2 separate regions of the Homo sapiens genome follow, and region 1 is linked to region 2. Evidence: chromatin contacts called from ENCODE Hi-C data. All regions are on one chromosome and are shown on one strand. The core of a region is the stretch at or near the end of the contact, and the rest is flanking DNA. Distances in the headings are between cores, read along the strand shown. Region 1 holds the start of TMEM62 (transmembrane protein 62). Region 2 holds the start of LCMT2 (leucine carboxyl methyltransferase 2).

Evidence for each region. Hi-C counts contacts between places; a loop is a spot of excess contacts on that map. Pooled maps may share reads with other maps.
Region 1: a map of CD8-positive, alpha-beta T cell shows a loop between it and region 2 (3-fold over the local background). The contact joins the promoter of TMEM62 here to the promoter of LCMT2 in region 2. A Hi-C loop is called at or near these places in 1 of 168 maps with a recorded cell type or tissue (CD8-positive, alpha-beta T cell) and 10 of 50 pooled maps.

What each region holds. Positions count from the first base shown.
Region 1 is chr15:43,132,207-43,135,127 of GRCh38, reverse strand. TMEM62 (transmembrane protein 62) reads right to left here and starts at 1,542. Exons shown (of 14, transcript NM_024956.4): 1 at 1,146-1,542; 2 at 760-871. The coding sequence starts at 1,325. RefSeq lists silencers at 673-884, 1,075-1,474, 1,695-1,754.
Region 2 is chr15:43,329,310-43,332,088 of GRCh38, reverse strand. LCMT2 (leucine carboxyl methyltransferase 2) reads left to right here and starts at 1,516. Exons shown (of 1, transcript NM_014793.5): 1 at 1,516-2,779. The coding sequence starts at 1,600. It overlaps MAPDA (N6-Methyl-AMP deaminase), which reads right to left and starts at 1,417. Exons shown (of 13, transcript NM_001324366.2): 1 at 1,230-1,417; 2 at 89-189. RefSeq lists enhancers at 1,376-1,425, 658-1,608.

The DNA.
Region 1 (2,921 bases), core at 293-2,792, 200 kb after region 2:
AGAATATGTGATTTGACCAAGTATTATTTTTACAGCAAGAAGCAATGTGGCAGGTGGAATTGGACAACAAAATACCAAAATTTATAGAGAACTAAACAGAAAACTTTTTATGGAGGCTCATCCATTAAATCAGAACTGATACCCTTTCATGTCAGCAGAGATGCTTCAATAAGGTGGATGAGTGATGAATTCCCCAGTAAGCAAGATAGATAGATGCTCCTTTAGCTTCTTCTCCCCATTACAGTTTGAAAGCAAATAAAGTGTTTGAAGAGTCTAGAAAACTTAAGTCATAAAACTATCAAAGGATGAAGAAAAAGTGCCCTGGGTCACCGGAAGCCTCAAACAACTGAAAATATAAGATTAATAATGTAAAGAAAATAGAAAAGTTAGCAAAAGAAGAGAACTTCTGATTCGTGGTTACAGGCTTTTCCCTAATTCTCACAACCAGAACTGTAACAACAACAAGAACAAAAACCAGATACAAATATATCAGACAACAGACTGACATGAGAACCAGGAGCCTTGCTTCTACTGCTTTGACAAAACCTTGCTACGTCAAATCATTTTGCCTGGATCTTGACTCATTCAGTTATCCATAGGCAAAGGGGTTAGAATGTCCAATCTCTTCCACCTCACAGAGCTCACCTGGGGCTGTGGCTATACTGCTCCCAACGTCCCCAAAATGAAAAGCCACAGCCCTGGCTAGAGTTCTACCATGCGGACCACAGACCACCACCACAGCACGGCAAGCCTCCCTACCTGTTGCTAGGACGAGAGCTGGTTGAATGATGTCAATAGTTTCAGAACAGAATTTCTCTAAGTCTACCGCTCTGCCTGGATCTCGAAACCTGCTCAGGTGAATGTCGGATATCTGCCGAAAACAGGTATTGAACAGAGAGATCTGAGCCAGGAAGAGGCAGCATGGGGAGGGGCGGCTCAGCGGCTCTCTCGGGCAGAAGGAAAAGGCAAAGAGGCAATGCATAACGAACCCCCCAGGTAAGGACAGGGCCAGCACTAGACAGAGCCTCGAGTTACAATCTGACTGAGGTCCCCAGCCTGGAGCGTGGGGCCCAACACCCGCAAGGGTCCCACCGCACGGTGCCCGATCTGCACCTGCCTCCCGGCCCGGCTTCCCGCCGCGTCACCTGCAGGCCCCAGAAGATGTTGCTGTCTCCGGGCCCTGGCGCAGGGTGCGGCCTCCTGGGGGGCGCGGGGCGCGGCAGCGGCGAGGGCTGGCCCGCCAGGCCGTAGTGCTCCAAGAGCATGGCCACCAGCGCTGCGGCCGCCAACCCCGCGACCACCCTGAGAGCCAGCACTGCAGCCATGCCGCCCGCCCGCCGGGGCGCGGCCCTCGCTGATCCCGCGCAGGACCGCGCGGCGCTCCCGGGAGCCGCTTTGCCTGCACTTCCGGACTCTATTGTCGCAGGGCCAGAGCTGGATGCGGGGCCGGCGCCGGATGCGGGGCTGGAGCCAGACACTGGGCCTAGGGTGCTGCGCCCGTCAGCCGCCGCCCAGCACCTGCCCCTCTCTGGCCGCGCAAGTGACTGGGCTCGTTTTGCATAAGTAATACGATCACAGAAAAGAGAACCGAAACTCTGAACACCAATGACGGTGGCCGAGTGGTGGCGGGGAAGGAGACCGGGACCAGTGGCCGGGAGGCGGGGGCTAGAGTCCTGGCTCCGCCTTGGTCAGTCACTCCTGACCTCAGTGGGTCGATCTCCTTACCTGTAAAACGGAGTTAATAACACCTTCCGTGCGCACTTTGCAGGGTTGTTGTATCAAAGTGAGAATGTATGAGAACGCCTTTTAAATTGTCTCACAAATGTGTCAGGTGGCTTCCTCTGGCCCCTTCTGATTATTAACGTACCTCCATAGGTTTTCTTTTCTTTCTCTTCCCCTTCCCTCTACCATTCCCCTTTCCTTCACTTCTCAGACAGGGTCTCTATCCCCCAGGCAGGAATGCAGTGGCGCGATCATGGCTCACTGCAGCCTCGACCTCCCTGACCTTAAGTAGCTGGAATTACAGGCTCGCACCACCACGCCCAGCTAATTTTTTAAATATAGTTTTTGTAGAGACTGGGATCTGTCTGTGTTGCCCGGGCTGGCCTCGGAACTCCTAGGTTCAAGCGATCCTCCCGCCTCCGCCTCCCAAAGTGCTGGGACTACAGGCTGAGCCACCGCGCCCGGCAGCATAGGTTTTCTATAGATGTAATTCCTATGTTTTGTGAAAGTTATTTTTCCCTTAAACTGATTTCACATGCACCTGAGTAAATAATATTGCAACACGGTAGTATACCATTCATTTAATAAGTATTAAATACTTCCTATGGGCCAGACCCAGGAGAATTAGATTCAGCCCTACCTTAATTTATCTAACAACTCCCTTATTGTTGATTTTTTAATTGTTTATTATATATTGCTGTTCTGAGTAATTTTTTTCACGTCTTCCCTTTATTGAAAAAAATTTTAGAAAATGGCAGTTAATAAAAGGCACAAACAAATCAACAGGGATATACTAGTGGAAAACACAATATAAAACTAACATGTCATTGGCTTCTTTAATTGGTTAAGAGCACAAAATGTAACAGGCAAAAGGTCTGTTTCAAACAAATTAAAAAGCTATGTGTTTTTTAAATTCTCCCCAAATCAGATATATACACACCCACAAAAATAGTGTGTGAAGGAAAACTGTCATACACAAGAAGTCGTATCCTGAATTCTTCAAGGAAATACATGTGGAAATAGGAATTAACAGAGTCAGCAACAGATTAATTTTTTATTAATTGAGTCTTAAAATGCTACATAGCCCAAAGCTATACTATATAAAGTACTACTAGGTACAAAGGAAAGTCTGTACAGCTTTTAGCAAAACTGCTTTCCCAGAAAAGCAAATTAAAATAATGCAATCAGCAGACCCAGGA
Region 2 (2,779 bases), core at 267-2,766:
AGGAGTCACAGATAAAGGATTCATTCTCCTATCCCCACAACTAATACGTGCCCAGGATCCCATTTCTATCTATTCCAAGTTACTCTACCAGTGAGTTGTCTTCTCATTTTTCTGTTCCTTCAACCTCTCCCTCTCCACTAGCTGGTTTCCCTCACAGGACCAACACGCATGTGCAGTATTTGCTTCCACCTGAAAACAAAACAAAAGACTCTTTTATCCCACAATATTCTTTAGCCACTGCCCTGACCCTTTTTTCCTTCTGAGTTAAGCTCCTCGAAAGTATAATAATTTAGACTGGATACCTCCTTTAACTCACCTCCTATTCACTGAAACATGGATTCTGCCCTTATTGCTCCACAGAAACTGCTCTCCCTAAGGCCATTAATGAGCTTTTAAACACCAAATCTAAATGTCACTTTTCAATTACCGAATCTTTATCCTGATCCAAACCTTTTCTTTCTTATTTCATTTTGTTCCACAAGAAAACATTGGAAAATACGAAACTTTTTCTTGACTCCAGTATCCAAATCTGCTGGACTCCAAAACTCACACTCTTAACCATTATGCAGTACCACCTGTAGTTAACCATAAAGTTATCTGATTTCCTTTTCTATTTCAGCCAGTCAGTCACCAAATCCCAGTGAACAAATGATAAATTTCCTAAATGTCTCTGGAAGTGGTTTCCTATGGATGACTCCCAGACACCCAATTTAGAAACTTTATGATTATTCTGAAGTCTAACCTGGATTTACTCCTTAAAAACAAAGCTCAGAACATATCACAGGGAACAATCACCTCTCTTCAGTGACTCCCCTTTCTGGGGACATATTCAACACTACTTTAAAATCCACAGAATTCTCCAAGGCGGTGTGATGAGAAAGAGAGGCTGAGTGGTTTATTCACCGTCAGTCTAACATAGGGCTGGGAATACAAGGGAATCAACAGTCTACTATCTGTGGGGAAACGTCTTCTTGTTAGGTGTCTATAAATTATTTGTAAAGGTCGGTTTCTTCAGTTTGCACCCTGGCCTTAGTGACTTGTTTTCAAGTTTTAAATGGGGTTCTCTTTTGCAACTGTGAGAGCATTAAATAAATCAGCAACTATTAGCACCCAAGGAAGCTAACTAATCCTTGCCTACTGAAGGTCCGTGGTGCCGACCCTTCTTGGCTCCTACCAGACCCTTCCTTGGCGGTCCAAGGAAGCCAAGTCGTCAGTCCCCACAGACTCACCTCTTAGAGATTTCTCAACTACAAGGACTTAGGCAAGGTTTCCCTTTTGACTGGAAGGCTTGTAGAAACGTGACAACCCGCCTTCCCTAACACTCATGTCACAGCGGTAGCGGACCGTATTCTGGGACAAATGGAACTCACGACATTCCAAAGAAAGGTCAGCCGCAAGCGAACTTAGCACTGGCTACACCCTCCTCAATTCTGGTTGGCGAGATGCGCTCTTCCCGGAAGTGACGCACAAGTGCCGGCGGAAGGGGAAGTCCAGGAGCATGGGTGGTTTTTTTCCCCCTACCGAGGTCCGTGAGGTGTGTGCTAACCAAGGGGCGGCTCACAACCGTGACAGACTGCCATTCCTGAGTCTCTTCTGGCCATGGGCCCCCGGAGCCGTGAGCGTCGGGCAGGCGCGGTACAGAACACCAACGACAGCAGCGCCCTCAGCAAGCGTTCCCTGGCCGCGCGCGGGTACGTGCAGGACCCCTTTGCCGCGTTGCTGGTTCCGGGCGCGGCGCGCCGCGCACCGCTCATTCACCGAGGCTACTACGTCCGCGCACGCGCCGTGAGGCACTGCGTGCGCGCTTTTTTGGAGCAGATTGGCGCGCCCCAGGCCGCGCTTCGCGCGCAGATCTTGTCTCTCGGCGCTGGCTTCGACTCGCTCTATTTTCGCTTAAAAACCGCGGGCCGCCTGGCCCGGGCTGCAGTCTGGGAGGTGGATTTTCCGGACGTGGCGCGGCGCAAAGCAGAAAGGATTGGAGAGACGCCAGAGCTGTGCGCGTTAACCGGGCCTTTCGAGAGGGGGGAGCCCGCGTCCGCGCTGTGCTTTGAGAGCGCAGACTACTGCATCCTGGGTCTGGACTTGCGGCAGCTCCAGCGAGTGGAGGAGGCCCTGGGCGCCGCGGGGCTCGACGCAGCCTCACCCACTCTGCTCCTGGCCGAGGCGGTGCTGACCTACCTCGAGCCGGAGAGTGCCGCGGCCCTCATCGCCTGGGCAGCCCAGCGTTTTCCTAATGCCCTTTTCGTGGTCTATGAGCAGATGAGGCCTCAAGACGCCTTTGGCCAGTTCATGCTGCAACATTTTCGGCAGCTAAACTCCCCCCTGCATGGCCTGGAGCGTTTTCCTGACGTGGAGGCGCAGCGGCGCCGCTTCCTTCAAGCTGGCTGGACCGCCTGCGGTGCCGTGGACATGAATGAATTCTATCACTGCTTTCTTCCCGCAGAAGAACGCCGGCGGGTGGAAAATATTGAACCCTTTGACGAATTTGAGGAGTGGCATCTGAAGTGCGCCCATTATTTCATTCTGGCAGCTTCTAGGGGAGACACCCTCTCCCACACCCTAGTGTTTCCATCCTCAGAGGCATTTCCTCGCGTAAATCCTGCTTCGCCTTCAGGGGTATTCCCTGCCAGCGTAGTCAGTAGCGAGGGCCAGGTCCCAAACCTGAAGAGATATGGCCACGCCTCTGTCTTCTTGAGCCCAGACGTTATTCTCAGTGCAGGAGGATTTGGAGAGCAGGAGGGGCGGCACTGCCGAGTGAGCCAGTTTCACTTGCTCTCAA